Regions from separate parts of the Homo sapiens genome. Here all the other regions are linked to region 3. Evidence: chromatin loops called from intact Hi-C (ENCODE). Cell type or tissue: PC-9. All regions are shown on one strand. Region 1 overlaps DIO2-AS1 (DIO2 antisense RNA 1). Region 2 overlaps CEP128 (centrosomal protein 128). Region 3 overlaps CEP128 (centrosomal protein 128). Region 4 overlaps DIO2-AS1 (DIO2 antisense RNA 1). Region 5 overlaps DIO2-AS1 (DIO2 antisense RNA 1). Region 6 has its middle 160 kb from the start of DIO2-AS1. Region 7 overlaps CEP128 (centrosomal protein 128).

The links. A loop is a pair of places that touch in the nucleus more often than their neighbours do. Peaks named below come from ENCODE experiments on the same cell type or tissue, not always from the same donor. Only the 100,000 strongest peaks of a DNase experiment are listed, where the experiment ranks them.
Region 1: a loop joins it to region 3, with 20 times the contacts of the local background. A loop is called at or near these places in 3 of 110 quality-filtered maps.
Region 2: a loop joins it to region 3, with 14 times the contacts of the local background. A loop is called at or near these places in 3 of 110 quality-filtered maps.
Region 4: a loop joins it to region 3, with 10 times the contacts of the local background. A loop is called at or near these places in 2 of 110 quality-filtered maps.
Region 5: a loop joins it to region 3, with 10 times the contacts of the local background. A loop is called at or near these places in 2 of 110 quality-filtered maps.
Region 6: it touches region 3 in a loop (6-fold over the local background); 3 of 110 quality-filtered maps call a loop at or near these places.
Region 7: a loop joins it to region 3, with 10 times the contacts of the local background. A loop is called at or near these places in 3 of 110 quality-filtered maps.

Annotation. Positions count from the first base shown.
Region 1 is chr14:80,212,136-80,216,135 of GRCh38, reverse strand. The region is part of intron 1 of DIO2-AS1 (DIO2 antisense RNA 1); the gene reads right to left. It also overlaps a transcript of DIO2 not described here. Among named protein-coding and RNA genes, the nearest start is that of DIO2, 2.6 kb to the right of the region's middle. In PC-9, a CTCF peak has its summit at 2,439 (motif pointing left); no DNase peak of the experiment used is centred here.
Region 2 is chr14:80,848,268-80,852,267 of GRCh38, reverse strand. The region is part of intron 9 of CEP128 (centrosomal protein 128); the gene reads left to right. Among named protein-coding and RNA genes, the nearest start is that of CEP128, 91 kb to the left of the region's middle. In PC-9, CTCF peaks have their summits at 1,647 and 1,848; no DNase peak of the experiment used is centred here.
Region 3 is chr14:80,636,463-80,640,462 of GRCh38, reverse strand. The region is part of intron 19 of CEP128 (centrosomal protein 128); the gene reads left to right. Among named protein-coding and RNA genes, the nearest start is that of CEP128, 300 kb to the left of the region's middle. RefSeq lists an enhancer at 1,777-1,946. In PC-9, no CTCF peak of the experiment used is centred here; a DNase peak (open chromatin) is centred at 1,652; H3K4me3 peaks cover 1,856 bases; H3K27ac peaks cover 4,000 bases.
Region 4 is chr14:80,423,464-80,427,463 of GRCh38, reverse strand. The region is part of intron 8 of DIO2-AS1 (DIO2 antisense RNA 1); the gene reads right to left. Among named protein-coding and RNA genes, the nearest start is that of DIO2, 210 kb to the right of the region's middle. In PC-9, no CTCF peak of the experiment used is centred here; DNase peaks (open chromatin) are centred at 575 and 1,583; H3K27ac peaks cover 2,751 bases.
Region 5 is chr14:80,432,953-80,436,952 of GRCh38, reverse strand. The region is part of intron 8 of DIO2-AS1 (DIO2 antisense RNA 1); the gene reads right to left. Among named protein-coding and RNA genes, the nearest start is that of DIO2, 220 kb to the right of the region's middle. In PC-9, no CTCF peak of the experiment used is centred here; a DNase peak (open chromatin) is centred at 1,842; H3K27ac peaks cover 3,016 bases.
Region 6 is chr14:80,054,106-80,058,105 of GRCh38, reverse strand. No RefSeq gene overlaps it. Among named protein-coding and RNA genes, the nearest start is that of DIO2-AS1, 160 kb to the left of the region's middle. RefSeq lists a silencer at 1,586-1,880. In PC-9, CTCF peaks have their summits at 1,527 and 1,729 (motif pointing left); a DNase peak (open chromatin) is centred at 1,655.
Region 7 is chr14:80,582,951-80,586,950 of GRCh38, reverse strand. All of the region lies in intron 19 of CEP128 (centrosomal protein 128), which reads left to right. Among named protein-coding and RNA genes, the nearest start is that of CEP128, 360 kb to the left of the region's middle. In PC-9, no CTCF peak of the experiment used is centred here; a DNase peak (open chromatin) is centred at 1,530; H3K27ac peaks cover 2,571 bases.

The DNA.
Region 1 (4,000 bases), 420 kb after region 3:
AAAAAGAGAAGCAACAGTTCCTGAGGGAAGAATGCATTAACAACTCGGATGGGTGCTGTCTGCCAGCACTGCAGAGGAACCTACGGAGAGGGCTGCTGGGAGAGAATGCTCATACCTCCCAAGGCGTCAGCCTGCCCTCCCGCCCCCAAGTTGCTTTGCTCAAGGTGTGTCAGAGTTTACTCTGGGATTGTGTATTTTATCCATTGAGCTTCTCCTTTCATCACAAGGCAGAGAACACGGCTGTGTTTGTGGAATGGATGGGCCCACAGGGAATTTTGAGTGATTCAGTAGTTGTGGTGTAAGCCGTTCGTCATAACTCCCTGTCAGGCAGAGTCACTGGAGGCAGTAGGTTATACAGTTTGTGATTCCTTGCTCTGATAAGAGCGGCGCTGTTTTAGGCGTTATGTATGGCAACCATATTCTCAAATCCAAAATCAGCATGCCTGCTGTTTCCAGACATTTTTGGATTTATAATGTGTTTATTTGACATGTTTTTAAGAAAGTAAAAATGAAATGCCATTTTTTAAATTATGCACTTGACAAATCACTGGAATTAGAAAGAATAAAATTCCACGAAACAAAGGCAGCTTGAAAGTCCATGGTATGAGTTGTTAACATGACAGAACTGTCTGGATGCTCTTCTGCTCTTTCAAATAAGAATAAGGAAATAGTAATGGCAACTGTTGTGCTTAAAATTTCCAAGTCTGCTTTCAGATTATCCAACTTTATTTTCTCAATCTCAATTTTAGAGTCAAGAAGAGGACTAAAGAAAGTCTTGTGACTCATATGCTTGTTATTTTCCAACCAGAAAGAGGCAACAGTAGGACATGATGCTCTTTTACTATGGGAATATAAAAAAGTTAAACAATTTTGCAAAGGTTTTTTCATAAAAAGCCCAAAGCATTTTGCCCTAGGCTGCTTCTCTTTGGAATTTAAAACCCGTGTGGAATATCGTATGGGGAAATGCAACCGACATGCCCCTCGTTGGTTTGCATTTAACTCATTACATGTTGATTGCTAAGAACACATACATGACCAAGAAGATAGCCAAGCCCTTTGAAAGAACATATGAAATCTAAACAAGGAGCCTGAGTCGGGACAGTCTTAAACAGATGTGAAGTCCTCACAGCCTTTGCCATTTTGAAGATTAAATTACTAGCAAACCACTTTCAACAAGGGTTTTGGTTCTCATAGTAATGACCAGGACCCATAACAGACATTAAAGAAAAAAAGTGAGGCTTATTTAGAGTTAGGGAAAATATCCCAACACCCGCTTGGACTCCCTAATTTTGGTAATCTGCTTTCTCTCATCTATATGATGGGAAAAGTCATACTCTGTCACCTTAGGATTATTCTGTTACTTAATGAGTATAAAATTACTTGAAAATCAATGTGGTAAATATTCTTAATAACTGGAATGAGCAATTGTGCACCATGCATAAAAAAAGAAATAGCTTTGGAGAAATGTAATTTCTTGGATGGACAGATTGTCTATCTGCTAGAGGAATGGCCCTCAGTTTTGTGATGTGTTTATCGTTCATTTAGAAAAATGATTGAAGAAATCTGAGAAATGACATAACCAGATTGGCTGTGTATCTTTTTGTTCTCCTATTTAAAAAAAAATTCCCTTCAAACACTTCTAACCTCAATAAATAAATAAATAAAAAGAAACAAAAGCCCCCAACAGAGTCCTAATTCTAACTTATAACCACTTAAAGTCTGGATATGCTTTGAACTTCACATTTAAAAGAAAGGTTTTTCTGATTTTCTATCAATCCCTCTCCTTAGCTTGCCATTTACAAACATACTTTCCTCCTTCAGAGCAAAAGCAAGTGAGAGAGAATTGGTTTAAAGCTGCTGAAGTCTCCACTGCAGGGGAGCACTGGTTTAATTCAATCAAGGTAGAATGAAGGTCTGAGAAGGGGAGAGATTCTAAGGCCTGGGCAATTGAGTGGAAGCAGCATTTCCTGAGTCTACACCTCCTTCTGCCATTGTTGGTGGGAACTATGGCAATATAGCTTTCACATCTCCACCAGTTAAAATACTGTGCTATCAACTCCCTGCCTTTGTTCTTTCTTTTTTCCCATAAGGACATTGAGTAGTTTGAGAAGATACATGCAGTAAATGTACATTGCATATATTAGTAATATTATTTTGCTAACATTGTATGCTAGTCATAGGGAAGGTGTAATTTTTCTATGTGGTTTATATTATTTTTCTAAGCTTTGAAGTCTTTTAACAATTTCGTCCATGAGATGCAAATTCAAAACTCATTAGGAGCCAAACTAATGAAAAAAATGAAAGAATTTGTAGGGAATGCTGAGGGTTGTGTCACAAGAGAGGGCATTGCACAAGGCCACCACGTTTTACAATTCCAGGGCACCCCCATTCACATCATATTGTATGTGAATGGTGCCCCCTAGTGTAGAGCAATGCAGAGGCCCTCTACATGCCCTGTTCATTCATTCATTCAGGACGTCCTCAATGAGCCAACTGTGCGCCAAGCATGGTTCTAGGTGTTGGGGAGGTAGCAGTGAACAAAGTGGACAAGAATCCCTGCTCTCACGGAACCTAAAGGCATTCTTTTTTGATTATTGTTTTTTTAAAGGCAAAAAAGCAACCTGCCAACCAAACAAAATGCATTAATATGCAGAATTCAGCTAACAGGACGACAAATTAATGACTCTTGTCTAGGCTTTTAAATTATTTCTGTGATCATGAAGGTTTTAGCCACATGGAAAAAATACGCAATACGCTAACCACAAGCTTGCACCTACTGCTTAGCTTATGCCTAAGCTCTGGCTACATAGAAAACTCAGCTATCTATTACCCAGTATCTAAAACTCAGTATCTATCACTGAGAAAACTCAGTGATCTATTAGGTAACACAGGATGAAAAAGTAGAATAAAGTGGGGGTCATGCCATTCTGCCAAAGCATTGTCTGCCTAAATACCTGTCCTAAAGACTCATGGGAGAGGCAAGCCAATGAACAATGGTCAATGTGGCACCTTGAACCAATTCAGTCGGCTCTTAACTTCCCATACATTTAATTAAAATTTTTTTCAAACAAAAAGGAAGATTCCTTAAAGTATCAGGTCTCTTAGGGGTTATGCTAACAGAAGCAGGTGAAACACCAAATTTAAAGAGCTTTCATTAATAATTTCTCAGCCTTATGGCTTCTTAATGCTATTCAATGGAAAGTTTTAATTTTATCTGCAAAATGAAGCTAAAAGAATGTCGCCTAGCTCCTTCCCTGTCTGGAGGAACTTGGATTTTTTTTTTTTTTTTCATTAGAAGCTTGGGTAAAACTAAAAAGAAACCTGTATTCAAGTTTCTGCAAGAAGCTTTAAAGAAATGCTGGGATGGTACTCAAATAGTTTACAAGTTTTCCACCTACAACTCATTTTGCATTTTCTTAAATAAGATAATGACTCAAAAAAATTTAAAGGACCTAGGTCACAGATCTTACAAAGGGTTGGAGTCATGGTATAAAGGTATAAAGATTGTATATAAATGTTCATATTTTCCAAGAAACAGAGCAAAGACCGCCTGTGATAACTCTTCCTTTTTTCTACCTGCCTTCCAGGATCCTTTCTTTCCAAAACCCCTCATAAATTAATGATAATGATAATCAGAAGAGAGAGTGTTGGCCATATCAATCTGCACATTATATTAAATTACTTTTCCCAAAGTTTGGAAGCATTTCCTGAAGGCTGTCAAGGGTATTAGTTTTTTTCTCTCTTTAAATCACAAAGCAAAATTCCACTGTCTCTCCCCAACCCCTTCTAAAAAAAAAAAGTTGTCGAGTTTTGCTTTTCTATTCACTGCAATCCTGGCCAAAGTAAAGCCCTCTTTCTCAATGACGTCAAGATCTTTACCAAGATTAGGCTTTCACTTCTCTATTGCAGCAATTAGCCAGGGAATGTATAAAAGGCGTCAGGGAGACTCACTGGGCTGCAGAGAGAGGCACTTTGCACCACAGACAGATAGCAAGAAGGG
Region 2 (4,000 bases), 210 kb before region 3:
ATTTTTAAACTCTTTTTATTGTTTTTAATTTAACTCCTTTGAAAGTTGTTGAAACTTCCATTTTGACCTAATTCTATGACCAATTTTTTGTAAGTACTCCAGAGTAAGAAACAAATATTTTTCTGTGTTTTGGATGCAGAATTTTATGTGCTTGTGCATGTCATACATGCATACATACACACACACATATATAAATTTAATAGGTCATTTGTGAATTTTGTTGTTCTGTTCTTCTGTTTTCTTAGTACATATATCTAAAGCTTCTCATTATTATAGAGATTATCAGTTTCTCCGTGTGATTTGTGTCAGTTTTCTTTTATCTGTTTTGTGCATGTGGTATCTTATGTATAATTAAATTACTTCTTGGTCAATTATTTAAAAAATATTACCTAGTGTGCCTCTTGATTTTAACATTCTTAAGATTACTTTATTCATGGCATATCATTTTCCCTCTTTAATCTTTCCTTAGTATTTCCATTTTTCCATGTTTCTTACAAAACACCTTATAGTTTGTTAAAAATAACTTTATCTTATAAATTAATGGTTGCATTAGTCATTTTATACTTACTGCGATTATTGGAATATTTTAAAGTGTTTTTATCTTATTTATTTTTTTTTAACTTCTCTTTTTGTTTCTTTTTCCCATTTCTATTTGGAGTGGAGTATATTATATATTCATTTTTATACTTTCTGTTTGCTTTGGAGCTGTAGATTATATTTCTGTTCTTTTGATAGCTGTTCTAAGATTTTAAACATACAGTACTTATTAGTCTAAGATATCTATGTTCCAGCTACATTGGATTCTTCTCAGTGTCTTACTGGAACATTTTTCTCCCTTCTCGTTCCTCAGGCTCAATTGTGACCTCTTTAGGGAAAACTTTCCCGTTCCTCCTCGCCTTCTAAAATCGCCCCTTCAGTTCCATTGCTCACTGTCATGTATCATATTACTCTATTTTTAAAAATAGCATTTAACACAAACTATAATTATTGTTTGTTTGCTTATGCTATTATATGCCTTTTGCCAAAGAATGTAGACTCCATTGGAGGGGCTTTGTGCATCTCGTTTACCCTTGTTTCTGGGACAGGTAGTACAGGGTTTATCACACAGAGCTCACTGAACAGGTGCTAAAGAAATTGACGTTTCCAAATGTAAGTGATTGTTCAGCTGCATATAACATTCTTGGTAAATTTCACTCCAAGATTTTTATACCTTGTGTTACTCTACTGCTCTCATTCCTGAAGACAGAAAGTAAAAGTTAAACAATTTTAACTTATTTGAAGTTTATATAGTAGTTACAATGATATATTCAAAATTCCATAAACATTCTTCAAGAATTCAATCATAGTTAAATTAAACATAATTCAACTCTATAAAAATAACATTTTCGTATAGTGGGTTGCTGGTTTTCAAACTATACTGACAACTTAATAAAGACAGCTGGATTTTTGATATCTTTGTGTTTAACAAAGTTTGAAAAAGAAATTTAGAATGGAGATGCCCAGATACATGCATTCTAAATGTAGACCTCTTTGAAATATTAATTATGGATTTATGAAGAATGTTAACATAGCTGTGTGAGCGTGAATAAAGTGACATTTCATGGAACTGTTTCCTTTGTGAGCTGACAGCAAATGCTGATTGACTTTTCTTTTGGGATACTGCAAATAATGGACAGAAAGAATTTTTAAAGAGACTTTGTAGATACAATTCCTTTTCTTCGTGTTTTTCTGAATGTTTGTGAGGGCAATATCTTTTAATTTAGATTTTCACATAATTTGCATTAAATGTTTTAAATAAATTGATAAAGGTCATAGAATACTTGATAGGGAATTACTACAAGTTTTGACCACTAGTCGTCAGTATTGAACCATTAATTGTGAAGTAGTAGACACTGTTTATTAAAGTTGGCCAAATTTATTGAAAAACAATTATTTATAGTGTGTATACTCTCAACTCTTAGGGCTTTCTGAAAGTGTACTTGGCACTAGCCTCACAAATGAAAAAAATCTAATTAACTGTCTGTTATTACAAATTTAAATTTGAAACGGTGTTACCCTCTGCTGTTAAAAAGTATGACACATTGTGTATTTTATATGAAGACACCTGCTGTATTTATCATGAAAACTGTCATTTCTTTGCCTTTGTATTATAGTTTCATGCTTCCTCTTCAGGATTACAGGTTTTTCCCTTCTTCCTTCCTCCTTCCCTCCCTCCCTCTATGGAAGAAACTATTTATATCTAGTAAAACAGATTATAATTTGATATGAGCATTTTTTTCGCGGGAATCATATATTCCCATTCCCTTTTCCACTTTTAATATTTCGAAGCTGTGCATGCAGAATTTTCCCAAAGATACTTTCTATAAATATTCATCTTATGTAGACCTAAACCTCTTTCTCCTAATTGTTATTTTCTTGTTTTTGGTGGTGATTTCCTTTTGTACACTGTTGTCCATCTACCCAGTTATATTTATTTTCTATTGGTGTTCTGTTGGATAGTTTATCCAACAGATAGATTATCCTTTGCCTATTTTTTCTTTAGTTGTTGGAAAAGCATTTTTTATAGCTCTCATGACTCATTGTGTTTCTAGTTAATTTGTATTTCTATTAAGTACCCCAAATCCCTTTTTAAAAAATATTAAAGTTGTGGTATTAATTATTCATTGCTCAAAAAATGAAAAGCTGTTATTTCTTATATATCTTTGTCCATACTGTGGTCAAGTATTAGGATAGTATTTAGAACTATAACCTCATTATTTCATCGTTTAATGGATTTTGTATGGTTGTGACAAAAAAGTTACAGTTTTATGTTTATTATCTGAGAATGAGATCCTGAAACTTTCCTCGCCAGTGTTAGTCTTGGATGGGCAATCAAGTTACAGTGATGCTGTGATTCAAAGCCACAAAGTGTGGGCGAACTTGGGTCTCTGGAGCTCCCAGTTTCCAGTTCTTTCTCCTCCTGACCTGTGAACTTGTTTGGAAGGTGCAAAATCTTACTCTTTTTGTGTGGTTCATCTTATAATGTTTCTTCTTAAACAGATAGATAACCATCTTGATAAAATAATTTGTTTTATATTTTAAAACCTTTATATGTTTCCTTTATGTCTTTGCCTCTCCTTTTCTCCTGTTCTTTACACCAAGTCTATCATTAAATTTTGTCAGCTCTATTTAAAAAATATTTTTTTAAATTGGAAACTGTTCATTTCCTACCACTACATCTCCTCTTTTGCTGGGGCTAATGCTGTAGCCTCCTTGCTTCCATTCTTACCTCCTTGTGGTCTTTTACAGAATCAGATAATGTCACATCTTTCTTCAAGACCCTTCAATGGTTTCTTTTGTTTTTTTTTTGAGACAGTCTCACTCTGTTGCCCAGGCTAGAGTGCAGTGGCATGATGTTGGTTCACTGCAGCCACCACCTCCTGGGTTCAAGTGATTCTTATGCCTCAGCCTCCCGAGTATCTGGGATTACAGGCATGTCCCACCATGTCTGGCTAATCAATGGTTTATTTATAGACAATAGATCCCCTCTGATCTGGTTTCTGAATTCCTCTCACCCTAATTTTCTTTCTTTCTTTCCTTTCTTCTCTTTTTCTTTTTTTTTTTGTTTTGAAATGTAGTCTTACTCTGTCTCCCAGGCTGGAGTGCAGTGGCACGATCTTGGCTCACTGCAGCCTCTGACTCCCAGGTTCAAGCGATTCTCTGCCTCAGCCTCCTGAATAGTTGGAATTACAAGCATGCGCCAAGACACCCAGCTAATTTTTTGTAATTTAAGTAGAGATGGAGTTTCGTCATGTTGACCAGGCTGGTCTCAAACTCCTGGCCTCAAGTGATCCTCCCACCTTGGCCTCCCAAAGTGCTGGGATTAAAGGCACGAGCCACCATGCCCAACCCCTAATTTTCTATTGTTGTTCTTCTTGCCAACTCTAGGCCAACCATCCTGGCCGTCTTGCTTTTCCATGGATATACCATGTACCTCCTGCTCCTGGGCATTTGCACTTTC
Region 3 (4,000 bases):
ATTGGACTCAGAAGTTGGCAGGGAAATGGTGCTTTTAAGAATAAATGAGAGCCCTTTTATAGTAGCTTGAAGAATTAATAGAAAATGAGACAGTCAAAATAATATTTGAATGAAGTAGTATTCACCCATTATTAATAGATCATGAACTTTTTATTTTGTTTGTTTGTTTTAGCAATAATGATGATGGATTAAAAAATAGTTTTCCCTTTATCTCTGGTTTGGTCCTACCTATCACTAATGACATATTTTATGTGCTAGAAAAGAAAGATGAGAGTGTGTCCTATATACCTGATTCAGACTTATTTGTGTTTTGATCTAGCTAGCTGAACTAACTAATCACAGAGAGATCTTTCACATTTACAATAAGTTCCATTACTGAATATTCTTTCAAAGTAAAATAATAAGAATTTTTCCATATTCCAGAGGATGAAAGTTTGAGACAATGCTTTGTTATTCTGGTTACTATAAATTTCATTCAGTGAGTGCTTTCTTTGGTCTCAGTTCATGGAAAAGTCACTTTCTATAAGAAAGAATTTGATTATGTGTTATTTGCCTTTGTTTTTGGAGAGACTGCGTTTAACTTGGTTGTTTGTTCTTCAAATTTGACAGCATGAAATAATTGCTAGTCAACCTTCTTACTCCTTCATCAAAACAAACTGTTGCTCCATTTAAGATTATAGTTCTGCTCAAAGGAGTGGGGAAGTTTGAATTATCTCCTCAATTTCTCTTTTTTACCCCACAAGGTAAAGACTAGTCATCACAGAAAGAGGGTAATCAGCTGTTTCTAAGATGTACAAACTAAGAATATGATTTTCAATAATGTGTTAATTTTAGACAAATTATATTAGAATAACAGGATTTGGGTGGTCCACAGATTTCATTATAAGGGATCTAACAAATGTCAACAATAAACATATTTAAGAAGGTCATAGAATACTTTATTGTCTTTTAATTATAGTAAAGACAATGAGTTTACTTCAGGCACACATTGCTGGGGAGAATTCCAGTGGTCTTAAATTTTTATTTTACTCTTCTTCCACACCCCTCATTTGGATCATATGTAAATACCCGCCTTGTTCTCAGTAGAACATATTGGTGTTTCTTGTTTCAGCAATTCTCTTTTGGTAACTTATCCCATATGTTTGTTAGCCTTTGCATAAAATTGTTTTGTCTGAACTCAGCTTCTGAGCTACATCTTGTATGTATCTGCTAGAATGAGGATTATCTGAATTATTTTTGTATAATAGCTTCACAATCAAACATTTTAGTTATTTGAAAGTAAAATGAATTTGAATCTCATTTGTGGAAATAGAATAAAGAATATAATATTAATACAGATTTTTTTTGGTTAAATACCATTTTTTAAGTTAGTTCACTCCACCGTTGATTTGTTATTGCTTAACATTGTATTAAGCAATGTATGTCTGAAACATAATAATGCAAATATTAGACAGGGAGCTGCATTCCATAATTTATTCTTCTCATCTCAACTTTCAATACTTCCTTGTAACCAAATGAAAGAAAAAGACTTCTTTTTTTAACCTAAGTGGTTTCGTAATGAGTCATTGACTTCTAAAACCTAATAAAGGGGCTACTGGAGTTGAAATTCTGAGTCTTGATCAAATTCAGAGATAGTATTTGAAATGTTAGGAGCTACCATTTTAATGACCTGTGTTCAGACTACTTAGTCAACTGATGGCAATAGAAAGATTTAGGCATTTCCTTATATTCAGTGATTCACCCAATAAACATTTACTGAATTCCTACTATATGCTAGTCACTGCCCCTACCGTGTTGGAATTCGCTGTCTCATTGTAGAAGGGTAAAAGACATCGTATATAAAAAATAAATCAGGTGGTATGAAAAGTGTTCTAGAGTAGAATACAGTACGGTAAGAAAGTAGAGGGATGAGGGGTCAGCAAAGTCCTCTCTGATAAGTTGACAATGGAGCAAGCATCTGAAGGAAGTGAACTACAGAGCCCTACGCACATCGGGGGAAGAGCATTCCAGGTCCTCTGTGCCCATAGATTGGGCTTCGTGCACAGTTTGAGGGACACCAGGAAAAATTAAACACAGCATTGCTTCTTTGGGATAATAAGAAAAATATACCAGTGGGTTTACAAGTCCCAGATTGCAAAATTATATAACATGTATTATCTTTGCACACAGATGGGAGAGTTTTACGTGGCCTAAAGTATTCAGAGAATGCTTTATGAAAGAAATGACACTTGGAGGAACTATACGATTTGGCCATTCATTGTTCTTTATTTAGTAAACATTTATTGAAATATGAAGAGAAGGAAGAAGGGCATTCCAGAAAGGAAAGAGATGATTAGAAATCCAAAGGAGAGTGTATTCGTTTAGTTCCTGTGGCTGTGGTAACAAATTATCAAAAACATATTGGCTTAAAAGAACAGAAATGTATCCTGTCGTAGGTTTTGGAGGCCAGAAGTCTGAAGTCAGTTTTGCTGAGCCAAAATCAAAGTGTCAGCAGGACCTGACTCCCTCTGAAAACCCTAAGGGAGAACCCTTTTCTTGCCTCTTCCAGCATCTGGTGACTGCTGGCATTTCTTGACTTGTGGCCACGTCTACATACGCCCCTCTCTTGTTACACTGTGTTCTTTTCTGTGTCTCATCTCTCTCTCTTTTTCTTTTATAAGGACACTTGGGATGACATATGGTGCCCAACTGGATAATCCAGGATAACCTCATTTCAAGGACCTTAATTTAATCACATCTGCAAAGATGTTACTGATAGGATAACATTCACAGGTTTCACGGTTTAAGACCTGGTCTCTTTTTAGGGGCACCATTCAGTTTTTATAAAGAAGATAAGCATATTTAAGTAATACAGTGATTTATCTGATAAAAATGTAAGAGTTCTTATCCGGAGTAGTTTCTTTATGCATTTAGAAACTATTTACTGAGTGTCTGCAATGGATACATTGGTAGGCAAAAAAGCAAACGCAGCCCTTAACTTTATAGAATTTATAAATGAGATGAAAATTGAGAAAATGAGATGGATTGAATTCTCCTTTCAAGGTCTCATCTTTTTTCTGTCCTTGCATCTCCTTCTCTGGCTCTTCTGCTTCTCTTTTCTACTTTTAAGGATTTTCCTGATTACATTAGGTCATCCTCGGTAATCCAGGACAAATTGCCATATCTGGAGGTCAACTGATTCACAACCTTAATATCCCCTTGCATAACATGGCTCCAGGGATATGGGTATCTTTGGGGGCCAAAATTCTGCTTACCATGGGTAGAATGGACCATGTTAAAAATTTTAGTTTTATTCTAAGAGCTCTGATTGCAGGGTTTTAAGCAGGCTGGGAATACATGGACAGATTTGTATTTTCTTTTCTTTTTTTTTTTTTTAAAGACGGAGTTTCGCTCTTGATGTCCAGGCTGGAGTACAATGGCCCGATCTTGGCTCACCACAACCTCCGCCTCCTGGGTTCAAGCGATTCTCCTGCCTTAGCCTTCCTAGTAGCTGGGATTACAGGCATGTGCCACCACGCCTGGCTAATTTTGTATTTTTAGTAGAGACAGGGTTTCTCCACGTTGGTCAGGCTGGTCTCGAACTCCCGACCTCAGGTGATCTGCCCGTGTTGGCCTCCCAAAGTGCTGGGATTACAGGTGTGAGCCACCGTGCCTGGCCAAATTTGTATTTTCAATGGAAAATTCAGTAATGTGGAGAAGAGTTGGGGGGAAAAATGGAAATGGGGAGGCCATTTAGGAGACTAATTCCAGTCCCAGGAAGAATATAATATTAGCTGGGGACAATAGTAATGGAAATGGTGAGAAACATCTTGATTTGAGAGTTTAAATCTGAGGAAACTTGTGATAGATTAGAGATGAGGGGTTCATCTCTAATTCTCTGGTGCAAAACCAAAAGACTGTGTGGTGCCATTGCTGGCAGAGAGAAAACTAGAAGAGGAACAGATTTTAGGGGGAGAATAACATGTGTTTCTGCAAAGCCTGGAGGCAACAATAGTAGAAG
Region 4 (4,000 bases), 210 kb after region 3:
TAGAATGGCCAATGTCAGAAAGTGACCTTGTAATACTTTTCCCCTTGGTCTCCCCATCTGTGAACAGATTTAATCCCTGTCACCCATCCAGAAGAATGAGATGTTCTAATGAGTAAGGAGATGTAAAGTACTCTCAGGTTTGGATAAAAGGCCCTGTGAGTAGAGAACGGTCTTATAAATAAAGTTGCAAGCCAGTACACATTCATCAGTTACTTGATTCATAGCCAAAAAGCTTTAAACACATTGCAGAGAAGTAGAGAAAGAAATGATTGCCGTGTGCATCCACAGGACTTCGTATATCAAATTACATAATAAGAATTATATTCTGTGAAAAATCACCCCTTGTCTTTTTAATGTGAGGCATGGAGCTGCACCTAATCTTTGGATCTCAAACCTAAGCAAGAGAGGTACACACAGATTTTTGAAATTTAGAAAATAAAATTTTGGAAGCCCAATCTCCTATCAATGATTTCTAAATTCAGAGATGTACTGTGATGTAAAATACTGGGTTAGGAAGTGAATTTGATGAATCACACATATGACTTAAGGCAAAAATGCTCAACTCCTGCACTACAACATCAGTTGCGTGAAAGAGTTGTGCCAGTGTCTAGAGCAGCATTGCCCAATAGAAGTTTCTATGATGATGAAAATGTTGTATCCTATTTTTTCCTGAAACTAAAATAGAAGGCACCAGTCACTTGTTCTATTGAATACCTGAAATGTGTCTGTTCTATCTGAAGAGTTAACATTTTAATCTTATATAATTTTAATTAATTTGAATAAATGTAAATAGCCACATGTGACTAGTGGCACCAGTCTAGACACAAGTTAATATACCAGAAGTTCCTATTTCATGGCCCTTGGCCTAAGCGTGGTTCATTCCAATGGCCATACTGGCTTATCTAACACAGTAGCATCAGGACAACCTTCTCAGAAACCAGAGAGCAATAGGAGAAGATTCTTTCTCTGTTATTCCATGACTCTAGAAATTGTTAAGCCAGGATATTCTCTCACAGTAAAGAACCCAAAGGCCCCTTCAAGTGATTGTTGGCTTCTTCATTGAGTGGCTACCTCTCCATAGATAATGGCAAGGGAGAGATGACACAGGACTTCTTAAGAACATTCCATATGAGTCCCTCTATATCCATTAGTAGTCACATATGCATTCACTCACTCAAAAAATATTAAGTAAATGGGCTAGGCGCTGTTCTCTCAAGGATAATTTTCCTCTGTTAACATTTCTATGTGTTGCCTTTCACCTTCTTGCCATATACATATGAGGGGCAACATGGCATGGAGCAAGGAACTTTTGAGCAGAGCGCCCTGAAATAGCCCTATTTTCTAGGACAGGGGTCAGCAAAAAATTTTTTTTCGTAAAAGGCCACATAGTAAATGCAGGAGTCGCCTCTTATCTGCAGTTAGGCTTTCTGCGGTTTCAGTGACCCACAGTCAACTAACGTCCAAAAATATTACATCACAATTCTTGCACTTTGGGGCCATTATTAAGTAAAATAAGGGTTACTTGAACACAAACACTGGGATGCCACGATGGTCAATCATCTGATAACCTAGAGGGATACTAAGTGACTAATGGCAATCCCAGCAGGACAGAGTGGGGTGGAACAAGATTACATCACACTACTTAGAGCAACATGCAAATTAAATCTTATGAATCATTTCTGGAAGTTTCCACTCATATCAAATGCCTATGTCATTCACTCACTTCGTCTCATCACACAGGCATTTTATCAACTCACATCATCACAAGAAGGGTAAGTATAGTATGATAAATTATGTTGAGAGAGACCACATTCACCTAACTTTTATTACAGTATATTGTTGTAACTGTTCTATTTTATTATTAGTTATTGTTGTTAATCTTTTACTGTGCCTGATCTATAACTTAAACTTTATTATAAGTATGAATGTGTGGAAAAAAATAGGGTATATAGGGTTTGGTACTATCCATGGTTTCAGGCATCCACTGGGGGACTTTGAACATATCCACTATGGATAAGGATGGACAAGGAGAGAGTACTGTATTTTAGGCTCTGTGGGCCACAAAATTTCTGCCACAGCTATTTAAGTGTGCAGTTGCAACACAAAAGCAACTGTAGAAAATACATAAATAAATAAGCTCGGCTATGTTCTAATAAAACTTTATTTATGGGCATTGGAATTTAAATTTCATATTTGAAATATGGAATATGAAATATAAAAAGACAGAATGGTTTGGAAAGTGTAAATAATTTAAGATTTTTACTATGTTATTGCCAGCTTGTTTTCCAAAAAGTCATACAATTTATATTCCATGAGAGCACTGAGGAGCCTTTTGTTTGTTTGTTTGAGACAGAGTCTCGCTCTGTCGCCCAGGCTGGAGGGCAGTGGTGCAATCTCAACCTCCTTCTCCCGGGTTCAAGCGATTCTCCTGCCTCAGCCTCCTGAGTAGCTGGGACTACAGGTGTGCGCCACCACGCCTGGCTAATTTTTGTATATTTAGTAGAGATGGGGTTTCACCATATTGCTCAGGCTGGTCTTGAACTCCTGACCTTGTGATCTGCCCACCTCAGCCTCTCAAAGTGCTGGGATTACCGGCGTGAGCCACTGCACCAGGCCGTTTTTTTAAAAATGTCATGAAATTCAGCCATTCTGTAGGTAGATTTACAGTTTTATTACATAGGATCTTAATACATATTTTTAAAAGTCCTTCAAACCATTTTTTAAAGTCAGGCAGAATAAAATATCCTAGCTATAATTTTCCCAAACAACTGAAAAACTGACTATTATTTATCAAATAAAAAGAAAATCATACTTTTCTACCATCAAAATCAATGAGCAGGCCAGGGCGTGGTGGCTAACACCTGTAATCCCAGCACTTTGGGAGGCCAAGGTGGGCGGATCATCTGAGGTCGGGAGTTCGAGACCAGCCTGACCAACATGGAGAAACTCCATCTCTACTAAAAATACAAAATTGGCCAGGCATGGTGGCACGTGGCTGTAATGCCAGCTACTCAGGAAGCAGAGGCAGGAGAGTAGCTTGACCATGGGAGGTGGAGGTTGCCGTGAGCCAAGATTGCGCCATTGCACTCCAGCCTGGGCAACAAGAGCGAAACTCTGAGAAAAAAAAAAAAAAAATGAGCATCAGTTTACTTGAAAGGTTAAGCCTATGGATTTGCATGTACCATGAGGCACAGGAGAGTCTTCTCTTGAGACCTTAAAGAGCCCAGGCAGGCCGGGCGCAGTGGCTCATGCCTGTAATCCCAGCACTTTGGGAGGCTGAGGCGGGCGGATCACGAGGTCAGAAGTTCAAGACCATCCTGGCCAACACGGCGAAACCCCGTCTCTACTAAAAATACAAAAATTAGCTGGGTGTAGTGGTTTGCGTCTGTAGCTATGTGGGAGGCTGAGGCAGGAGAATCCCTTGAACCCGGGAGGCAGAGGTTGCAGTGAGCCGAGATTGCGCCACTGCACTCCAGCCTGGGGACAGAGTGAGACTCCGTCCCCTCACCGCCCCCACAAAAAGAGCCCAGGCGAGAACTGGTCCTCAATGATTTAGTCACTCAATTTTCTGATATTAGGGCACAGGTTTAGATTCAAGTAATATTTATTAAATAGCTACTTTAATTGTGAGTCTCCAAGTGCAGCTCACAAACCAGTAATAGTCTGAGATCAGGTTTTCATACTTCCATGGAGAAATGCATAACATAAAGCTCAATGTATTCAACTTAAATGTAAAGATCTACTTCTTTACTGTTAACCTGTCTTTTCTTTTTATAAAGTAATAGTGTTCTATGGATTTTCTCATAATATTTGACAAAATAAGCAACATCGTATCCCTGTGTCCTACCTAAATCAATTTTGTTGTACTTGAATATATATTGAATATCTAAATCAATTACATGTGTACTTTGAATACATATTTGAATGTGTATATTACCTAAATCAATTATATGTATGTTGAATATAATTAAAATTATGTGTTTAATGTAATATGCATTAT
Region 5 (4,000 bases), 200 kb after region 3:
ATGGCCTGTAAGGTTTCCATTGAGAAATCTGCTGCCAGACATATTGGAGGTCCTTTATATGTTTTTTTTTATTTTTTAATTTTCTCCTGCTGCTTTTAGGATCCTTTCTTTATTCTTAGCCTTTGGGAATTTGATTATTAAGTGTCTTGAGGTGGTCTTATTTGTGTTAAATCTTTTTGGTATTCCATAAACTTCTTATACTTCAATATTGATATCTTTCTCTAGGTTTGAAAAGTTCTCTATTATTATCTCTTTGTATTAACTTTCTACCCTGATCTCTCTCTCTCTGCTGCCTCTTTAATGCAAGTAACTCATATTTGCCTCTATGAGGCTATTTTCTACAGCCTGAAGGCATGCTTCATTATATTTTTTTTCTTTTTCTGTTGGCTCCTCTGACTGTATATTATTCAAATAGCCTGTCTTCAAACTCACTAATTCTTCCTTTTGCTTGATCAATTCTGCTGTTGAGTGACTCAATGTATTCTTTAGTTTGTCAGATGAATTTTTCAGCTTCTAAATTTCTGCTTGATTCTGGTTAATTATTGCAATCTCTTTGTGAAGTTTATCTGATAGGACAATACCTTCCCTGTGTTATCTTGGATTTCATTGAGCATCCTCAAAACAGCCATTCTGAATTTTCTGAAAGGTCACATATCTCTGTCACTTTGGGATTGGTCAGGGTTGCCTTATTTAGTATGTTTGGTGATGTCATATTTTCCTAAATGGTCTTGATGCTTTTGGATGTTCAGTGGTGTCTGGGCACTGAAGAGTTAGATGTTTATTGTAGTCTTGAAAGTCTGGGGTTGTTTGTACCCATCTTTCTTGAGAAGACTTTCCAACTATTCAAAGGGAATTGCCATAAGCGCATTAGGGGGCACCCCAAGCCCAGTAACACTGTGACTCTTGGAGACTCATAGAGGTAGTGCCTTGGTTGTCTTAGGTAAGATCCATGAGAATTCCCTAGATTATGTGGCAGAATCTCTTATTCTCTTCCCTTACTTTTTCACAAGTGAATGGAGTCTTTCTCTCCATGCTGAGCTGCCTGCATCTGGGGGAGCTGTGAAACAAGCACCCTTGTGGCCACCAACACCAGGACTGTGCTGGGTCACACCTGAGTCCAGCACAGTACTGAGTATCACCCAAGGCCTGCGGTGACTATTTTCTGGCTACCACTGATGTTTATTCAAGGCCCAAGGGCTCTTTAATCAACAGGTGATTAATTCAGCCAAAAGTTCGTCTTTTCCTTCAGTGCAGCAGGTTTCCTTCTGGCCCAAAGTGAGTTTGGAAATGCTATTCAGGAGCTATGGCCAGTGACTGGGGGCTTTAGAAATCTGCTTCGTGCTTTATTTTGCTAGGGTGGAACTGGTATCCATGTTGCAAGAGTCCTCTTTACTTTTCCCTATACTTCTCTCAAGCAGGAGTCTTTCTCCATGGCCACCACCACCCCAGGTCTGTGGTGAGTATCGCCTGGTTATCACTGATGTTTATTCAAGGCACAAGGGTTCTTTAGTCGGAAGGTGGTGAGTCTTGCCCGACCTGGGTCTTTCCCACAAGGATAACACATACCCTTCTGGCCCAAGGTGGGTCTAGAAATGCCCTCCAGGAGCCAAGGCCTAGAACTGGAAACTTTGGGTGTCTGCTTGGTGCTTTATTTTACTTTGGCTGAGCTGGTACCCAAACTGCAAGACAAAGTCTTTTTAATTCTTCCCTCTCTTTTCCCTAAGCAGAAGGGGTTACAGCCACCACAGCTGGAAAAATGCTGGGTCATACATAGAGCCAGCCAGGTTTTAGGTCTTGCCCAAGGCCCATGGTGACTGTTGCCTGGCTACCACTGATGTTTATTCAAGACCCAAAGGCTTTTTAGTCAGCAGGTAGTGAATTCTTAGTCAGCAGGTGATGAACTCTGCCAGGACTGAGTCCTTCCCTTCAGGGCAGTTGGTTCTCTTCTGGCCCAGGCTTGGTCTAGAAATGTCATCCTGGAGCTATGGCTTAGCATGGGGTCTTCAGGACTCTACTTGGTGCTTTTATTTTATTGTGGCTGAATTGGTATCCAAGTTGCAAGACAAAGTCTTTACTCTTCCATCTCCTCCTGGAACTGCAAGCTGAGTTACCTGGAGTTGGTGCAGGGGTGATGCAAGCACTCCTGTGGCTGCCCCAGCTGGTGTGTCACTGGGTCACCTGCATCCCAAGTTCACCGGCTCTAAGCTCAGCACAGCACCAGGACTTGCCCAGGAATTGCAGTCCTTTTTGCCTAGATTGTCTTTCCAGTTTGTTTAGAACCCCAGAGCACTTTAGCCCATGGTGGTGGGGCTAGTGGGAACTCAGGTTCTGACCTCTGGGATGGATAATTCCCCTCCAGCTAGGATTTGTCTAAATGCTCTCTCCATGGGAACTGGTGGAATCCTGCCCTGTGTTGCTTTCCGCTGGGACAGGGCAGTACTGAGTTGCAATGTAAAGTCTCACAGTCTCTTCACTCCCTCCCCCAAGCACACAGATTCTCTCTCCATGTCATGCTGTGATGCCAGCGGATATGGGAGGAGTGGTGTAGGCAATACAAGACCCTCTTCAGTGCCGTTTTTTCCTGATATAATGTTAAAACCAGGTACTGTAATTACTCACCTGATTTTTTTTTATTCATATGAGGGTGCTTTCTTGTGTGGATAGTTGTTAAGTTTGGTGTTCATGCAGTAAGGGACAATCACTGGAGGATTCTATTCAGCAATCTTGCTCCACTTCCTCCTCCCTTGTGCTTTTCTTAATACATACAATTTTTTTTTAAATCGTGGTCTTAACAACTGTCTTTTCAACATATTACCAAGTGTTCAGAGGTATGTTCCTCCAGTCTCTACCTGGTTACATTCTGTACCCTTTTTAGCACAGTTTGAAAGCCTGTGTTACCCTGTGTATTATTTTCCTGTGTATCATTGGGAAGTAATGTTGCATTTCAGTTTTGCCAGCTCTTGCAGCAAAGAGTTGCTTCATTAGACCAAAGTCCTGATTAGAATGATCCTTTATTCCAGAACAAGCATACACAAAATAGGTTATATTTCTTGTTAATGTTTATACAAATATCCAAAGAAGAGAAAAAGCATGCTTTAGTATGCTTAGCTTTACCTTAATTTTTGATACTTCCTTCAGAGCAGAATCGTATACCATGGAATATCTAGTAGTCAATGTAAATACAACACGGATCACGAATGTTTGTTAGTATTTCTTTTATTTTCCTTTTTAAAAAAATATTATACTTACCTTGAAAAAAACTATCATTTGTATCTACAGTTATAGAATTCCCATCTTTTCTAGTAGGCTGAATTATTTTTCTTGTCTGTCTAAGCTATGCCCCAGGTATATGCAACACATTCCCAAATGACTGTCCTTGTGTGTTTTTACAGCCTGTCTGTCATGTTAGACATTATTACAGCCACTTGAGATTTCTGGTGCATTTTTATGCAATTATTCCTGTTGTCATTTTGTTGTTTTTCTGAAGGATCCTATTGAGACTAACATAATGTCATTATAAGAGTTAGATAAAATGCTTTATGTAATATCCTTAAGACAGTGTCTGGTAGACAGTATGCCCTCCAAAAATGTTAGCCATTATTATTATTTGGGTCAGAATAACTTTAAATGTCTTACTTGGAAGAAAGAGATTAGAATTTTCAGTACTGCACTACCTTTGGCAATGCCTTCCTTATCTTTTGTTCACAATTCATTCTCCAATCTTGTGGCTAACCAGGATAACCAGGATCTCTGCACCAAGTGATTGAGTTAAGGAACCTTCAGTCAGCATAGATGGCTTTATTATTTTCCCTCATCTTGAGTCTGGCAGGTAAATATCATTTTTCTAAGGTTTATTTGTTTGTTTTTGAAGATACTATTCTTAATACATTTCCCCCTTTGATCTCTTTATAATCATACTGCTGTCCTTGATTTAACAGTAAACTTTTATGTAACTGTGGAGTCATAGATCATGAGCTCTGGTTGGGAGCACCAACTCTTC
Region 6 (4,000 bases), 580 kb after region 3:
TCCCTCATCCTTGTATAATCTCCTTTTCTTCCTCATCGTCTTTCTTTATTAAAATCCAACTCATCATGCAAGTTCAATTCCATCTTCTGTGGATCCTTCCCTAAATGCCCTACAGTGATAATTACTTGAACTTTGTTTTGTGCTCCAACAACAAGTGGACTGAATTTCCATTTAGCCCATAGCGTGGAGTTAAATTGCTCAGGGCATCGGCTGAAAGAATCCAACTCAAGGTGCTTGGCAATGGTGCTATTGCATCATTTATATTAAACAGGCAATGAATGCAACCAAGCCTGAAAGAATCTCAGAAAATAAGTGTGAATTGATTTAAAAGTTCTTTTTCATGACTGAGATGTGATTCTTATTATGTAAGAGGTCAAGCAAGAAGCTGGTGATACCAATAACAGGGGTGACTTTGGTGCATTCATTTCAGCCATAAATTTATTAATCTTTAATGCTGGGTAATAAAGAGTTAAAAAAACTCATATATATGTATATGTAGAACTGGACTTTATGAGAAGCCCAGTTCTGGGACTCTTGCGGGTAGTATTGACAATATAGACCTTCTGTGTTATGTGTTATCTTTAGAATCTAATGTTATAAGATGTGTCTTCTTTGTATTTCATTCCTTCATATTTATCTCTTTTAAAAACCACATTGTAACCTCTTGAGGATCAGAATTATATTATACATGGAACATAAAACATGTATAATGAATATTTAGCAAAATTAAAATTGAAATTGGATGTATAGAAATAAAGCAATAGAGGAAGAAGTCAGAAATAAGTCACAAAGTTCTCTTCCTGAACAATAACAGCAAATCTTTATTAAGTGCTTTACATACACTGTTCTTTTAATTCTTAAAACTATGCTATTTGATGAAAACACTTATGACCTCCAATTTACAGAGGAAGAAACTAAGATTTAGAGAGAACTTAAGTAACTTGCCTGAGGTTACACTTAAGCAAGTGGCAAAGACATGATTCAAATGTAAATCTAAGGTTGAATCCAGAGTGAATGTGAATCCAGCTACCTTTCCTTCCAGAAGTTCTTTTTCCCTTTCTTCACCTTCCAGTCTAGTAGACTAGAGGATTCTTCCTGCACACTAACAGGCCAATCTGCAATAATTATTTTCTTTTACTGTTCATTAAAGTAAGTTAAATAATGTAGACATGGACCTACTGAAATTTGAAAGACAGCCTATATGAGGCACAATTGTTCTCTTCATTAAGGTTGGAAAAAGCATGTTGTCTGAAGGAATAAAGCATATCTGAAGATGTGCATAGGACCCTGCTTAGGTTTGTCTGCTGTTAGTCTCACTAAAGAGGGTTAGGGAAGAATCAACCAAGGTCTGATTTTGTTTCCTTTATGGATTTATGAAGATAACTCTTTTTTTAACTGCAAGATTGCCTTTATTTTCAACATTTTATGATTCACCTAGGTCAGCTTGATGCTGTGTTTGTGCTGATGGGGTAAAAACATGAAGATTTCAAGAACAAACGTTTTTGACAATGGCTTCTCTGGCAGAATTAACACAGTGTTCATTGCGCCCATAATGTCTAAATAGACATGTAGAATATGCCTTTGTGAAGGAGACCGACAGGGTGCTCCGCCCTGAGAAAGATGAGAGAGGGAAAGAGAGGACCAAGAGAACCTGGCTCCTTTGAAAACAACTTCTTAGAAGTTTTTGCCCAGGAAAATGTTGGCTTTGACTGCTCTCTAGTGGTGGGCAGTGTTCACTGTCAGCAATTCCTTCCACAGGAATCCCAAGCTGAAGGAAGAGACGGCAAAACTCAAGCTTTTGCTTGGACACCTAGAGCTGAGTTGCAAAGGAGCACACACACACACACACACACCCCAGGCCTGGGGGTGGAGGTAGAAGAGCAACTTTCACTGAGCAGGAAAATGATAATAGAGATAAGAAGATGAAGTCTTCTATGGAAGCTGGAGAAAGGTTTGAGAGGATGAAGAGTTCCATATTCGGAGCCATAGACCTCTCACGGCTGTGCTCACTTTCTTCTTTCCATAATGGTAGTTTCCAAAATTGGAGTTGTGCTGGCTCCAGAGTTTTAGCTGGTGCCTGAGAGCTGACTTCTTGAACAACTCTGCAGAGGATGAAGAAGAGGAAGGAGACATACTTCTTGCTTTCAGGTGCCGTCCCCTTTTCTGGAGGAATTATGTAGGTCTGTTTTATTTTTTTCTCTACCCTACATTACTCAACAAAAGAGGGGAGAGTACCGCCTTGGGAAGAGATGGAGAGAGCCTCTGTTGTCACTCGTCCAGTTTTCCCTAAATCATGTTTTATAGATGACTCAACTGATATTGTGAGCTTTATTTGCATTTAGGGAAAAGATAAGTAAAATCAGTTTTGGAGTTTTCATTTTGTTTTTGGTCCACAGTTAGCATACATCCTGTGTTTGTTTGTTCCTGCTTCTGCACCGATTTTCTATGAAAGCGTATATATTTACATTACCCCTTTAGGTCTCAATGACTACATCTATATAATGGTGGGGTCAGTGGTCAGAGGTTGAGAGGTGGTTGATGTTCTGGACTTCTTTTATCTCTGATATGCCCTGAATATTATGATTCACTGACTCATAGAAGAGAATCTAAGAAAATATCCTGGGTTATGTAAGAAACCATTTGAGTCCTGGCCAGCTAAGCAGCAGTTCACACAGAGAGAAATACTCAAAATAGAGATACCAGGCAAGTGACATATTGGTGACCAGAAGGCACTTCCTTTCAGAAGAGAAGGCAATCAGATCATAGCCTTGCACAGAATAAGGATTCCACAAAAAAATTCCCGTGGTTCCTCCATTTTCTTGATCCACTTTCTTTGTGTCTCTATATGTAAGGCAAAGTGGAGAATTAAAGCAATTATTTGGATAATTCAAGCAGAAAAAAACCTCACAACACCCACATATGCTGCAATTATCTAGACATTTCAGGCAGAAGTGAAGCTCAGAACCAAATTATCAGGATAGTGCTTCAATTCTTCTGAAAAACAGCAATGCTAATTGCATGACACATTCAATGTACTATCACAGAGGACTGATGAGAGAGCAAAATTCTTGCTTGACATGCCTAAAAAGAAGAGCATAGAGTAAAAATATTCCACATCAGTTAAAACTTGGTAGAGAAAAGACAAAGGTAGTGAAATGATTAGTGCTAAAATGGGTTTCAAAGTACAAAAGAAGGCGTTAATAAATACGTCCAGGGACATTGAACAACCAGGAGAAATCAAGGCTGCCAATCAGCAGGCGTAGACATGAAATTGAGGATGATTCTAAAATGGCTGAGACACTGAACTCATGCTTCGAATCTGCTTTTAACAGGAAAAATGAAGCAACAAATTTGGACTATTAGGATATAAACGTTGCCAAATAGCTATTGGCAAAAATCAGGTGAGGGAATAGAGAACTTGGAAAACTTGCATAATTATAAATCAGCTAGACAGGCACCTGAGATTATTAAGGAAATTGGAGGATATGTGGTACTTACTAAAGAGATCACACTTTCTTTTGGAAAAAAGAAATCATATAGCTGAAAAGGTAGTAGATATCCTTTAAAAAAATCCCACAAAGTCCTCTTCCTAAAAGATATATTATTATTTTTTGAAATAGCAGTCTTACAAATTTGAGGTTCAAGTAGTAAACAAAAGGTGGATAAAATACTATTTATTTAAATTTAAGTCATGGCTACCTTTATAACAATCATGGAAAAATATAAATACTTAATAACTATGATGATGATGATGGTGATGATGATGATGATGATAAGGAGAACAATAATCAGCAAAGCAAATAAAACAGAACATGAATGACCAGAATGTATTATAATTAAACATTAAAATCCACGAGGCCAATGACTTGCCAAACAATGCCAGAAGAAATTTACAATGTGATGTGATGGAAAGAACATATCGTTATTAGCTGTGTGACCCTGACCAATTTATTTAATCTCTCTATATCAGGCTTGTCCAACCTGCAGCCCACAGGCTCCA
Region 7 (4,000 bases), 54 kb after region 3:
GTTTAGGTATTTGAGCTAATATAGTCATATTGTTATACCTTTATTCAATTTTTCTTTACTAGTATAATAAAATAGGAAAAATGTTTGCTGGTAAATGTTATATTAAGCTGAGAAACTGTCATTCATTGAAACAGATTTTGTGTTGCTGTTTGATTTTGTGAAATCTTCTGTGTGCTGTATATTGAATATATCTTGCTGAAACAACTGCCTTCTCAAGTGTCTAGGTATTTGCTTTCCATCATAGCCATATTTTTGGACGTCATCTCCCAAAACTGAGGAATTTTAACGTGGACAGTTGGTAACTGTGGGTCTTCCCACAGATTGTCGATGTTACACAAGTGCTTTAATGAAGTTTTCTTTTGTTTCTGTTTGGAGAGGCATTAGAAAATATATAGGCATTGGAATACTGTGTCATTTCAATACAAATCTTGAAAGTCAAAGCAGGGCAGTCACTTTTGTGTAAAGAAAAAAAAAGTACTGGACCCTGGTCCAATTCAAAAGCCCTGGGCTCAGATTGATACACCATTAACTAGCTATGTGACATTGACAGAGGCATTTGATCTCGGAACTCAGTCCTCCACTGTGTAACCCCAGGACACTAGATTAGATCAGTAGCTTTCAGTGAGGATAATTTGGAGCTTTGCAGCTTCACCATGCCACCACAGGGGTCTGCCCAAGGATAGGAAGGAGCTTGGTGGGCTGGCCCCCAGGCCCTCCACTTCTGTTTCCTTAAAAGCAGCTCCTTCTCAGCTTTTTAAATTACCTATTTATAATTTACATTAGAAAGTATATATGATTTCCCTTATAAGACAGAATTGTACTTCTTTAGGAAAAAAAAAAGCAACCCTAGGATTAGATTATTTCTGTGTTCTCTTGTCTCTAAAATGTCAATGATTCCAATAACTGGGTAGCTAAGGAAGAAAAAGAGAAACTGACCCGTTATCTCTGGCATGTAGCTAATGTCTTGAGTATCTGGAATGGAATAATAGAAGGCTAAGTCCATCATTTATAGGCTCATAAGGGTTGTAATGTGCTGCTTTATCTGATGAATTTTGTTATATGAAATTATGAATCAAATATATGAATATATTTAAATATATGAATCTGTTCACAAATAGAAATATCATAAATTTACTTTTTAATAAAATATTGAATTATTTTGAGAATTTGCATTATCTATTGTGTTTGGTAAATGTCGAGACACACAGAGTAACACTGGACAGGAGCACTGAATTATAGTAAGTTACAAGAGCCAGAGCTAAATGCTTTTCTCTAAACTGCAATCAGTAACTCAACATATTCTGCTGCCAATGTTACTCTGTCCAGTGCTGTTGTTATAAATGTTGCTGTGTCAGAAGCCTCTGTTTCTATAACTTTCTCTCCATTATCAGTTGGGCTTAGTTGTAATATGGATGAGGCATTTTATAGGAATGGTTAAAGAAAAATATAGTCATTTCTCAATTTGATCTTCAGTCTCCCTAGGAAGGTTCAAGTTACTAGATGGGTGTAATTGCTCATACACACCTGGACATGACTCACCTTTGAAAAATAAACAAACAATCTATCTGCTTCTTGGCTACCAGAAACCAAAATCAACATTAAAAAGTGTCAAACCTCCTTAAACAGCCAGATCACTGGTTGCAAAGACTGCAGAGGAAGAGATATAAAACTATCTTAGCCAAAAACTTGGTCGTGATATATTAACCCTAAGTGTTCCAGAGAAATGTAAAGCAGAAACAAAACAAAACAGGACAGCTGGATCATCCAATTCTCATCCATGATGTTCTGCTTTTTTATATGGCTTTTTCTCCCTCTAATGACTTTATGTCATAATGAGTGAGTATCAGCTCATTTAAAAAATTGGAACCAATCCAAGGAAAATACACAGGGCTGCTGCCCTTTTTACCAAAGATCTTTCATTAACTAATGTTGATGGAAGCAAATTTCACCACAGCAATTTACATGGTAGTTGAGTTGCTATTTGTATGGAACAGCAAACCAGAGAGTAATAAAAGAAAACACGAACATGTCAGTGGTGAGCAAGGGAGCAGAGCAGCCCTTTAGCTCTTTCCATGCTGATAAGAAGAGTAGAGCAGACCTTCAGCTCTTTCAATGCTGATAAGAAGAGCAGAGCAGCCCTTCAGCTCTTTCCATGCTGATAAGAACAAACAACAAGATTGTTCATTATAATGAAAGATACTAATCACGCTGTTATCACAGTATTAAGTCACTTTAACTATCTAGGGGTCTCACCTATATTCTCTTGTGTTTTGTCTGTTTGCATAGAGTGGTGCTTCTCAGCGATGCCCAGTAGCCATATTTCATCAGCACAGGTTAATAACCGTGTTCATCATTCCAAATGCATGTGCTTGAACAATGCACCTAACGAGTGAGCAGTGGCATACAGCAATGGTGTGGGTGGAGTGAGCAATTTTGGGGATATAAGTTAAATATCAAAGATAGAAAGGCAGTAGTTAAGGAGAACATGGATGTAAAATATGGATGGGCCAGAGGCAGTGGCTCACACCTGTAATCTCAGCACTTTGGGAGGCCGAGGCGGGCGGATCACTTGAGGTCAGGAGTTCAAGACCAGCCCATCTAACATGGTAAAACCCCGTCTCTACTGAAAATGTAAAAAGTAGCCAGGCGTGCTGGCTGGCACCTGTAATCCAGCTACTGAGGAGGCTGAGGCAGGAGAATCGCTTGAACCCAGGAGGTGGAGGTTTCAGTGAGCCGAGATGGCGCCACTGCACTCCAGTCTGGGCATCGGATGAGACGCTGTCAAACAAAAAAAAAAAAAAAAAAAAAATGTCACGGACGCCCTGATTCAGGGAACTTTTAAAGCAGGTCAGAAGAATACAGACAAGTGTGTATTTTATTTTTAAATCAGTATGAAGAAGGGTGCAATTAAGTATTGAGAGGTACAAATGAGAGCATGATTAGACAGAGCAGGATGATAGGAGAGCAAAGCTGTAGAAGTGGCTTTGTACTAACTAGGTGATCTCAGCCAAACCATTTGCATTTCTTTGAGTCTCATGTCTTCATATATTTGTTGTAGGATGAAACATTTTAAGGTGGACTAGAAAGTTCTTCTAGGTTTCTGAATAGAGATAAGAAGGTTCAATACAACTACATCCCTGGAGACTTTTAAAAATGGCAGTAATCCAACAAAAGCTAATTTAAGAAAAAGAATAGAGGAAGAATTATGTATTGGAAGTCCAGGAGGTTTGTGGGCTTCAGTCAAGGGTGGATGTAGTCCTCAAGCAATTCTCTCTTTCTTGGCTCTCATTTCTTCTTTGCCAGCCTCATTGCTTAATAAGTTTCTTCAACATAGTAGAAAATACAGACTTCGAAACACCAGGCTAATATAAGGTGTGGCTTCAGAAGGAGAAAATTTATTTCCTGGCATTCACATTAATCCTCTAAAAGGACACCTCTGGTGTTGCTTAGCTCATATGCTCAGGGGGATAAGATGCTCTGACTTGCTAGCCTGGGCCATGACCTGCTTCTGCAGCAGGAAAGGTTAGTTAGGCCTCTTGACCAAAAGTTTCATGGAAATCATGTGGAAAAGAGGAACAGGAGTTCTCAAAGGGAAGATATGTGGCACAAAGAAAAAAAAAATAAAAACCAAAACAGGTGTCTGCTTATACCCTTTATACAAGATGGTCAGTCAGGGAGAATATTTATTTAAAATTTAAAATTCTAGGAATTCTTCGGTTGTTTTTATTCAGCCATCCCAAGTCAAGCATTGTCATTGGCATCAGATTTGTTGGAAGAGTAGTATGACCCGTATGTATTTGGAGAAAACTGAGAACATAATTTTAAAGTTCCTATAATTTTATGAAGTTCTGTGAGTAGACTGGACTTCTTTCCTTCTATATTTTATCAGATGAGTGAGTTGTGTTTGGCTGCATAAAAGATCTGACACTCATTATTGATCCAGTAAGTTTTATCTAAGGAGTTTGGACTTGCCATACTAAGTTGACTCTGGAGGAACAAG